Regions from separate parts of the Homo sapiens genome. Here regions 1 and 3 are each linked to region 2. Evidence: chromatin contacts called from ENCODE Hi-C or POLR2A ChIA-PET data. All regions are on one chromosome and are shown on one strand. Each heading gives the region's core, a stretch centred on a gene start or an enhancer-like site at or near the end of the contact. The rest is flanking DNA. Distances are from core to core; before and after follow the strand shown.

Region 1 (3,389 bases), core at 768-3,267, 88 kb before region 2:
TTTCTTGTCCTCCTCCTGGGCTAATGGGCTGGCCTGAGCATGCCCTTCTCCTAACAATGGGGGAGGGCACGAGCACGAGAGTAAAGGTGGAAGGCCTTTCACAGCCTCGGCTTGGCACTGCCACACCCCAGTCATCTGTGGATTCAAGAGAGGAAGAAACGGGCCGGCCCCCACGTGACATATGGGCTCTTCTCCAGCATGAGAGAACTACCAAGCTGCCCGGTGGAGGGCATGGACTCAGGAGCAGTGGAAAAGCGTCACTGCTGATGCAATCGGTCTACCCCAGCAAGTCCTACGTCATTCACAGCAGGGTGCAGTAGGGAGGCCGTGACCCCCTGGCCATAGGTCTTCTCCGACCTTCTTTAACCCTTGGGGCTGGAGGCGAGGTCCATGATGTTCTCAGTGCCCAGCCAGGCCAGGCCTGATGCGAGCAGCACCCGCCCTCCCCCATCGCAATGCGGTGCCCTCTCTTCCCCTTGCCCTCCTTCCACATGCTCCCTGACACTTGGCAGCTGGCCCCGTTGCTGTTCTGAGGAGGAGGGACTGGACCGGCTGGAAGATGGGATCTGTGCCTGGCTTTTGGGTAGCCGCTGTGGGGAGAGCATGTTGAAGGCTGGCCAGGCTCTTGGCTGAAGAGAAAGGTTTGGGGTGTCGCCAGGGAGCTCAGAGGCTAACAGCAGTCCCTGTCCTAGGGAGGAAGGATGGAGTGGGGCACGGGATCCTGAAAAGCTTTTCTCCCACAATCAGGGTCTGAGGAAATTCCCCGGAACCTCCCACATGTTCGAAGCAAGGGTGACCGGGTGTGGGGTGAGGATGTCCTTGCTTTTCCTATTAAGATGGCCTCCCATAACCCTGCATGTTCCTGGAGGCCCCACCTCAGGATTTCTCTCAGGAAGGTCTGTGGGGGTCTTCTGTGTCCCCCTTCTGCGGCTGCCCAGGCAGCTGCCCCGGCCTGCCCGCCGCTCTGAAGGCCGTGCCACTCTCCCACCCTGGTATTTGTCTTTCATTTCCTGACCCAGTCCTGCTCCCTTCTCCCGGCCCTCCAACACAAACAGGCCGGCTGGTGTCCACACACAGACTGCCCTGCTGGCACGGGCACTGGCGCTTTCCTGCTGCTGCCCCCTCTCCTTCCTCCCTGCCCACCTCCTCCCCTGGCCCTGCAGGAGCTGCTACCCCCTCCCTGCGTGGGAGGAAGGAGCTCGGAAAAGCGCCCGGAGTTGGAGCTGGCAGGCCCAGGGCTTTCCACTTGGAGGAAACGCTGCATTTTTCACCTTTAACCCAGAAAAATATGGTTCTCAGAAAGCTTGTTTTTAGCACTGTGAGTTCCCAAAGGAGGAAGAATAGGCAGTAGGGGGGCCCCCAGCCTCTCTGAGCTCCGACAGCAACCCCCACCCCAGAAGGCCGTTCTTCCTGGGAGGGAATGACCGAGGGGCAGCCTGCAGAGGCCCAGCTCCGAGAAAATAAAGGCAGAGAATTCCAGCTCCAAGCGGAAAGACAATACTTTAGGAGAGGAGCCTGGACAAGGCATGAGCCGCTTCCCACCTCCTCCCTGCCTCTTCCAGCTCCTGCCCAGTCCAGGAACGCATAGTAGTTGCCCTTGGAGCTGGGGGTCAGTCCGGGCGTGCCCACCACCGCCCAGACCCTTAGCTGAGAAGGGGGTAAGATTAGCTTATCAAAGGCGGGAACGACGTTCTCCAGCACTTTCTCCCTGCAGTGGGGAGAGAGCTGCCAGCATGGAATCAAAATTAGAATCTGAAATCAGGGGTCGTACAGCTTTAGCCCACTCCCACGTTATTTGTCAACATGGAGATGTGGGTCGTCCGACGGTATCCGAACTAGGGACTTATCCGGCACACGCTAAACAGAGAAGGGAAATGTAAGCAGCCCTACCTCAACCATTGTGAGGCCAGAAGTCCCAGGGCTGCCGGCATTTAAGCTGGTGGGTCCCGTGGAAGTGACAGGCTGCCGTAAGGAAGTTCCAGCTTACAGGTGGCTATGTTCGGGCCAGCAAAATGACTAATCCAATGCAACAGCATCAGCTGGCTTCTGGGCTAGGCCCTGTGAGTAACCGCACCGCAACCTCACAGTCAAAGAATGTTCACATATTTGATCTTCATAACAGTCCTCCTCCTATGATGGCTGGAGCAGATGGGCATGGCCTATTTGACTTAGGAAGACAGACACTGGCCACAAAGACTGGGTGACTTGCCCATGGTCCCATCACGAGGACGCAGCCACGATGCTGTCCCGTGGAGCTTTTCTGCCCTCACCCTGACCTCTGGTCAGGTGCAGTCTGCCCAGGGACACCCGCATTGTTGAGGGACATTCTGAGGCTCCCTTGGGTTAGCTGTCGTCTGCAGTATAGTCGTGTAAGTGAGGGAGATTCGGACAAAGGCCATGTCCCAAGAGTCTGCTTGCCAACGCATGCCAGTTTCTCATCACAGCCCTGAATCTGCCTTCTTTCAAAGGCCTTCTGTTGCAGGGACTCTGGGTTGAGCAAATCTGAAAGCAGAAACTAAAGAGCTAGTCCAGCAGGGTGGGATTCAGGCCCCTCTACGGGCAACTGGGTGTAGGTTAAATTCTTTTCCCTTCCCTCCTTTGCTTTCATCTCCACAAATAACCTCCATAACCCTGGGGAGTGGTTGCAAGCTATTTCTGCCCAGCAGCGTGTTCCCCTGGGCCCCTGCCTCGCCCCAGCCAAGCCACGAGCTGAAAGAACAGGGAAGGCAGCTGGGAAAGGCCTCCCCTGCCGCTCCTCTTCTTCCCGCTTGCTCTTGCTGAGGCATCTTTGTCCTAGAAAGTTCGTAGCTCCCAGGAGCACTTGCCATTTCCTGGAAAGACGGGAGAGAGAACATTATGTCTCAGCCCCTGGGAGGATGTCTCTTCTTTTCTATTTATCCATCTTGTCTTTCAGTTTTGCTCAAGATGCAAATGGTGTCCAGAGGCATAGAAATTTCCCAGCATGTGGCATGGCCTCCCCCGATGTCCCAGCTGCTCACCTACAAGCCAGGGCCCAGCCCGGGGCTATGACCTCCCCGAACAGCCTGCTGCCAAGGGGCTGCAGTTCTGACTTGGCTAGGAGAGGACTTGAGTTGGAATGTCTCTTCGAAGGAAGGCCAGGGAGGCTCAAGAAATTTGCCGTTTATACTCACTTAATAACAAAAGTAAGAGGCACCAGGCCAGGGGCTTAGCTAAGGAAAGCCCTGTTAGGAAATTGGCCAAAAGAAAGCGGAGGCAGAGAAAATGGACTATGAGGCAGAGAGAGCTGTGGGAGGAGAGGGGTATGGGGCCGCAGGGGTCGCAAGGCTCAGTGCGTGGTGACTTCCGGCCCTGCCGGTAGCATTCCATGTTCTCACTGAACGTGGGGTTCAGAGAGCAACTGTGGGGGT
Region 2 (3,386 bases), core at 85-2,584:
AGGGCAAGTAGCATTCGCGCTGAAAAAACTCCTTGGTTTTTCCACTTGTGAAAAGGAAAGGTTTGCCTTAAATTTAATTTCTGTACCATTTCTGGACCCCTGCCTAAACGATACTACTATATCACATTAATCTTACTTCAAGCAAATACTTTTTAAAATTAAAAACTAATCTGAAACTGAACAGGAATCGGAAGACAAACTTTAAACTGAAACTTTTCTGTTGAAAGAATGTATCTTTTAAAGACACATAAAAAGAAATGCAAAGAACCGATTTCCATATAAATGCCACTCAATAACAATACAGGTTATAACAATATTTGACTGCATTAAACATTCAAAAAGGAACACAAAGATACCCAACTGCAAATAAAAGACCTCATATATTTTTGGTAGCGGAATGTGGGGGGTGGGGGGCAAAAATCACATTAATTCAGATTAATCATGTAAATTCAGAACACGTGATGTGCAGTTTTGTGTCGCTCAGAACTCCTGAATCCAGCTTTGTGCTTTTACACAACATAACAGAAATGGCATCTTTCACAAAGCCTAACTTTGACCTCCAACACTTTAACTTTGGGTTTAACCAGTACACCACCTTCGGAAGTTAGCACATAAAAATACAGGTAAGTCAAATGCACTACGGATACAGAAAGGACGAGGAACAGGTTTAAAGGGGAGTTGAAGCAGAGGGGCACGAAATCACCTGGCAGGTCACCTCTCCGAAGGAAAAACATTTCAAGCTCCCTCCCATCCCCCAGGTAACCTCTGGCCTCAGAACTCACTGCCCTGCGTGGGGCAGAAGTTCTGGGCGCTGGAGTCCGCGTCCCCCAGGACACGAGGGTGACCCAAGGGCGCGCGGAGAGCGGCGGGACCCGGAGCGGCGCTCTCCGGGGTCACTCCCCTAGGACGCTCCGCAGAGCTGGGAGCGCTGCCCCACCCCGCCCGGGCCGCCCCTGGGGACCCCGCTCGGGGCTCCGCGGCTCCCCTGCTCCGCGCCGCGCCCACCCGCCCCCAGGACTCACGGTACGCTCCCGCGCCGCTATCTTGCCATCCCCTGCCGCCGGCTCTGTAGCCTCGGCCGCCGCCCCGGGGCTGCCCAGATCCCACAGCCGCCCGGGGGCAGGAGCCGCCAAGGAGGGGGCCGGGCACAATGCGCCGCCGCCTCCGCAGCCGCCGTCTCGCCTCCCCTGTGTCGGCGCGAGGCTGCTTGAGGCGGCCACGGGCGAAGGGCGGCCCGCTGCGCTCCGCGAACCCCGCGGGCCGCCGCCGCCGCCAGAGCCTCCCAGAGGCAACGGTAACGGCCACCGCCACGGCCGAGTCGCTCCAGCCGGGACTGCGGCGCGCGGGGGCGGCGCCTGCACGCCGCTCGGCTGGGGGCGCAGCGGGCCCGGCCCCGCCCCTGACCCGCCCCTGCCCCCGGCCCCGGCCCCGCCCCAACCCGCGCGCCCCCGCCGATCCCCGGCCGCGCGCCCGCGCGCGCGGGTGCTCCAAGGAGTCGGAGGAACGCGGCCGCGCGACGGGCCCCGGACGCCGAGGGTGGTGCTTCCTCCGAGCCTCCGGTGGTGAGGCCGCTCTCAGAAGGTCATGGAAGCGCAGGGGAGAGCGAGGCGGCCGAGCCCAGGCAAATCCTCGAGAAAGGCCGAGTGCGCGACGGCTCTGCGGGGAGGACCGCGCCTCCCCGAATGCGGCCGCTGCTGCCGCTGCAAACAGTGCCTTGAGGAGAGGAAAGCGGGGAACCGTGTTTTCGCCGCCTCTGTAACCACTGCACACAAGAAAACCAGCTTCTGGGAGAGGGGGATGATTGTTGGGACTTTGCGAATTACCTAAACAGCCCAGGGCCGAGGCGCCGCCGCTCGCGTCCTGGTCCTCCTGCCGGGTGTGGGGCTCCCCTGCCCGAGATGGCCAGCGGGCGCGCCGAGAGTATCCTGGAGCCATCTAGTCTTGCCTCGGAGGCGGGGTGGGCTTATTTGTGCGGAGAAGAAACGGATCTCTTAATGGGGTGAGATTTTTCCTCCGTACATTGTTCCCATTTCCGCAGTTTCACTTGGCCTCGGTTTTCTAGCAGAGTAATCACCAAATGAAATTAGCTGGAGAGCGTTTGATGGCGCAGAATCACGGTCTGAAGATGTTTACGCTGTATGCCGGACGCGTTTGATGGTGTTCTCTTCGGCACAATTAATTTTGCAAAGTTCAGAAATGTGCCAGACAGAGCCCCTGGCACGCAGTCAGGACTCTACAGACACACCTTGAGTAGGAAACAGGCTTGTTTGTTTCATCTGTGATTTATGTGATGCACCAGCACCAAGGCCAACGTGTTTTTTAAAGACCTTTCGATGAAACTCCAAAGCAATTTATAAATTGGCAAAATGAAGCTTGTTTTGTAAAATAACTCTTCCTTGTTGATCATGTAATTAAATGGGCAACAAAACACCTGAAAGGACATTTACTGAAAAGTAGACTCCCAAAACAAAAATATGTATTTCACAGCTAGATACGGTCGCTATTAGCGTCCTAATGGCCAACTCCATCCATGTGCGTATTTTGAACACTAAAAACGCCTCCTGTTACCCCTAAGACCTTGTTTGGATAACATTTTTCTATTATAAGTACTCGAAACCAACCCCATTTAAGATGTTTACCCTTATTCTTGAGTCCTTGATGGTTTGGGAAATTTATCATTATTCATATTGCACAATCCTGTCACTGTCTTTTCCATTAGGCACAGTGCCTAAGGTCCACAATATTTTTAGAGGCCCACAAAAAATATTTTAATTTCTTTTCAAATCAGAAGGAAAAAAAATTTAGGTTTAAGAAAGTATTTTAATATATATTAATATATTTGTTTTTGTGCTAATACAATCTTAAAATGTATGTATATATGTGTGTGTGTATATGTATATATATTTTAATGGAGTAAGGGGCTCAACGAAGGCAAAAAGGCCTAGAGCCCAAGAAAAACATGATGTGGCCCTGTTGCCTGGGGTTGAAAAATCCCATTCCATGAGAAGAATTTAGTTTTAAGAATATTACATAAAATGCTCATTTCTGTGGCCTTGCTATAATAGAAAGATGGAGATTCAGAGTAGTGATAATGGCTAACATCCACCTGATACACACCATGTGTCCATTACCTCTTAATCCTCACAGCACACCTGTGAAATAGGTACTATTCTCACACTTAGGGGGTAATGCAGGTTTTGTGGGGCCTGCAATTTATGCAATTTGGGTGGTCCTCTTAAAGAAAAAGCAAATACTGTGTATTAGTCCGTTCTCACACTGCTATAAAGAACTGCGCGAGACTGGGTAATTTATAAAGGAAAGAGGTTTAATTGACTCACAGTTCCACATGGCTGGGGAGACCTCAGGAAACTTAACAATCGTGGTGG
Region 3 (3,536 bases), core at 451-2,950, 110 kb before region 2:
CTTTGGCACTTTCAGTTTGCCCCTTATCTCTTTCTTTCCCTTCCCCAGTTCTTTGTGGTTTCTAGTGTGCTATTCCCCTTTCTGCTCCCCACACAATCATTCTGGGATTTTCCTTCCTCTTCAGATTGACTGCATCTTAACACACAAGGGCAAATCTTTAAGCGAAAGGCATCCAGTTCTTAGGGTGGAGTTTGGTGGCTTTTCAGGGAACAAAATGTGGTTGGGAGGAATTCTCCTAGGGCATTGGATGTCCCTGGTAACGCCCAACACACACCAGGCAGACACTGCTTCACTTCTCTAATCCCAGGTTGTATTAATCTACGTTGTCTTGGCATGGGGACTTAGGTAAAATGGATTCCCAGCCAAGAGAGACCGTCCTCCTTCTTCAGCCCTTTCTCTCCAAAGATGGAAGGTCATTCAGTCCCTAGAAAGCAGTGACAGCGTGAAAGGGGCCCAAGCCTTCAGTCTCTGGGGGTTAGTGAGAGACCACTAGGTGGTTTGGGGGAGTAGAGGGGCTTGATGAGAGCAGGAGACATGAGGCCCAAAACCACAGCTACCTCAAGGGCCATAGTGTGTGTGTATGTGTGTGTGCGCATGCATGTGTGTGTGTGTGTGTGTATGTATATGAAAGTATAAATGCATGTGTGTGAGGCTGCAGGTAAAAGTCAAGTTCAGGGTCTATTTCAGTCAGATATCTTTGGTGCCAAGTAACAGAAAGTTCAGCTTAAAATGCCTTACCCATGAGGGATATTTACTATTTCATATCACAAGGAGTCCAGACTTACACTGGATCTTGGGTTGATTAATTAAGAGAAGCAGCTGTACCCTCAAATATTCCAATCTCATCCCTATTTCTTGCTTGCTGTCCTCAGCGTCTTCTCCAGAGGCCACTCCCCAGCTGCCCATAAGCTGCACATAAGATGACTCTGACTACATCCAGTGGAAGTCCAAAAGACTTTTTTTCTCATATGACTCTTTTTAAAAGAGAAGGAATTCTTCCCAGAATTGTATCTCATTGGACAAAAGGGATATGATTGTGTCTCTTCTGTGCTGCCACATGCCTGCCCCTAAACCAATCACTGGCAAGAGAAATGAGAACCTCTTGATTGGCTTGTAACCAATCAATATACCCAAGGCAAATGGGAGAGGGAAGGAACCTGAGCGAAAATCTGGGCAAAGCAGGTCTCTAGGGAATGGGTCAGTGCTAGATTGTGCTGAACCTGGCCTGGGGGGCCTCGCTCTTCCCTCACTGTTCTGAGGCCCTGCATGGGAAATGCAAACTTGGTCTCTTCCTGACGAGCTCAGGCTCTGGGAAGCCTAGATAATAGTTCCCTCCACTGTTCACGATTGAGGACACTGCAGACACAGACCCAGGTGTGTGAGACAGACAGAGGGATGGCTCAAGTGACTAGAGAATGGACAAAGAAACTTTTCCAATGACATTATGCTAGTAGCAATGTTAAATTATGTTTCCTCCTATCTCACCCTTGATTCAAGGACCTCAGCCTTCCTCTTTTCTCTGTGCAAGATGAAACACTGATCACACTAATAAGAATGAATTTCTGAACTAGTCTATTCCCAAGCATTGCTAAGAGCATGTCAGCCTGTGAACCTATTCCCAGCCGTGGCTATAGAGCATGGAGCTGGCCTAGCCTGAGCACCCCTCCTTTCCTCGAAGCTTCCTGTTCTTCTCCACCCTGGCTCTGCCTCAACACCACTCCAGACCATTCACTATCAGGCCTTGTTCCTTTGTCTGAGACGCCATCGCTTGGGTATTTTCCCTGTCTAGACCTTGTCCCCAAGGACAGTCACCGGCCAGAGCTGGCCATCCACAGCCGTGGTCCTAGCCCAGAGTGGCTGCCAATTTGAACCTCTTGGTAATTAGGAAACACACTTTCTGTTGGGGAATGGGGCCCCTGAGTAGTAAAACAGGAAAGAGAAAAGAATGAGGTGTGTATGGGGGTGCAGCCTAAGCTGTGACATTGGCCATAGTCTTGCTAATCTGTCACTCAGCAAATGCTCTCTGGTGGGGTTCACAGTGCTTGGGGAGAGAGACTGCTGCTGAGTGAGCAGTCCAGACCTTTAGACCCGTGGTGCGACTCGTGGTAATGAAGTAAGTGTCAGAAAGTGCCAGACTATCCTTACATCTGGTTCCTCAGGGCTGGCAGACAAAACTGGAATTACTCGGAAACAGATGTTGGTGGTTGATTTGGTGGACTTATTTGTGTATTTCCTCCAGGGTGTCAGGATCAAGATCAAATGTGTTCATGAGGTTTAAAACAACTGCCAAGGATGGCCTTTTGCTGTGGAGGGGAGACAGCCCCATGAGACCCAACAGCGACTTCATTTCCTTGGGCCTTCGGGATGGAGCCCTCGTGTTCAGGTAACCCCCTCTCCATCTGCCTTCAGCAGCACCTTGCGATTTTCTCAGACATTGCAGATCATGCCAGAGTGATTCAGAAGGGAGCCAGAACACAGTCTGCTGGAATTGGCTGAAGCCTGAAGCTTCAAGGCTTATTGGAAGCTCCTGGTCTTTCTTTCCAACATTCATCTTATAGAGCAGCAGTCAGCAAACTATGGCCTGCAGGCCAAATCTGACCCACCACTCTTTTTTGTAAATAAAGTCTTGCTGGGGCCGGGCACAGTGGCTCACGCCTGTAATCCTAGCACTTCGGGAGGCCGAGGTGGGCAGATCATTTAAGATCAGGAGTTTGAGACCAGCCTGAGCAACATGGAGAAACCCCATCTCTACTAAAAAATACAAAAATTAGCCGGGTGTGGTGGCAGGCACCTGTAATCCCAGCTACTAGGGAGGCTGAGGCAGGAAAATGGCTTGAACCCATGAGGCAGATGTTGCAGTGAGCTGAGATCGCGCTACTGCACTCCAGCCTGGGTGACAGAGCAAGACTCCATCTCAAAAAAAAAAAAAAAAAAAAGAGTACAGCAGTATTCCAACAGGACTTTTTTTTTTTTTTTTTGAGACAGGGTCTTGCTGTTGTCGCCCAGGCCAGAGTGCAGTGGCGCAATCTCGGCTCACTGCAACCTCTGCCTTCTGGGTTCAAGTGATTCTCTTACCTCTGCCTCCCTAGTAGCTGGGATTATAGCACGTGCCACCATGTCTGGCTTTTTGTATTTTTTGTACAGACGGGGTTTCACCATGTTGGCCAGGCTGGTCTCAAACCCTGACCTCAGGTGATCCACCCGCTTCGGCCTCCCAAAGTGCTGGGATTACAGGCATGAATCACTGTGCCTGGCTTGTACTCTCTCATTTATATATTGCCTGTGGCCATGTTCATGCTACAATGGCACACTTGAGTAGCTTCAATAGGAACTGCATGGCAGAGCCTTAGGAATTGACCGTCTAGCCCTGTGAGGAACAATTCTGTGCCCTTGTTCTAGTGTGTTACTGCTGCATGTTCCCTACTCATAAATTAGGAAGGGGCAGAAAGAAGACTTGGATACTGCCAAGCACAAAGGCCAAGCATAGAAGTGAGTACTCAGCCTAAGACTCAGCAGCTCAGGGAGGTCTAAAACCC

Evidence for each region. A loop is a pair of places that touch in the nucleus more often than their neighbours do. ChIA-PET counts read pairs that join two places held with the same protein, here RNA polymerase II (POLR2A). Pooled maps may share reads with other maps.
Region 1: a map of heart left ventricle shows a loop between it and region 2 (6-fold over the local background). The contact joins the promoter of EGFLAM-AS5 here to the promoter of LIFR in region 2. A Hi-C loop is called at or near these places in 21 of 168 maps with a recorded cell type or tissue (HepG2, IMR-90, PC-3 and 15 more) and 20 of 50 pooled maps. POLR2A ChIA-PET finds 5 or more read pairs at or near these places in 3 of 52 experiments (AG04449, MCF 10A and naive thymus-derived CD8-positive, alpha-beta T cell).
Region 3: a map of tibial artery shows a loop between it and region 2 (4-fold over the local background). The contact joins the enhancer-like site here to the promoter of LIFR in region 2. A Hi-C loop is called at or near these places in 66 of 168 maps with a recorded cell type or tissue (A673, B cell, CD4-positive, alpha-beta T cell and 41 more), 37 of 37 single-sample maps with no recorded cell type and 46 of 50 pooled maps. POLR2A ChIA-PET finds 5 or more read pairs at or near these places in 6 of 52 experiments (AG04450, HEK293, HepG2 and 3 more).

The regions. Positions count from the first base shown.
Region 1 is chr5:38,466,349-38,469,737 of GRCh38, forward strand. EGFLAM-AS5 (EGFLAM antisense RNA 5) reads right to left here and starts at 2,018. Exons shown (of 2, transcript NR_199676.1): 1 at 1,891-2,018. RefSeq lists enhancers at 1-1,117, 2,485-3,356.
Region 2 is chr5:38,555,312-38,558,697 of GRCh38, forward strand. LIFR (LIF receptor subunit alpha) reads right to left here and starts at 1,335. Exons shown (of 20, transcript NM_001127671.2): 1 at 1,023-1,335. LIFR-AS1 (LIFR antisense RNA 1) reads left to right here and starts at 1,475. Exons shown (of 9, transcript NR_103554.1): 1 at 1,475-3,386. It overlaps MIR3650 (microRNA 3650), which reads right to left and starts at 2,250; the gene lies at 2,191-2,250. RefSeq lists enhancers at 1,476-2,259, 1,612-1,721.
Region 3 is chr5:38,449,076-38,452,611 of GRCh38, forward strand. EGFLAM (EGF like, fibronectin type III and laminin G domains) reads left to right here. Exons shown (of 22, transcript NM_152403.4): 19 at 2,240-2,383. All of the region lies in intron 1 of EGFLAM-AS5 (EGFLAM antisense RNA 5), which reads right to left. Among named protein-coding and RNA genes, the nearest start is that of EGFLAM-AS5, 18 kb to the right of the region's middle. Within about 2 kb of position 1,701, at least 2 of the 41 ENCODE cell types and tissues checked have a DNase peak (open chromatin) inside an H3K27ac peak, as active enhancers do; they include heart right ventricle, where a contact is called at or near this core.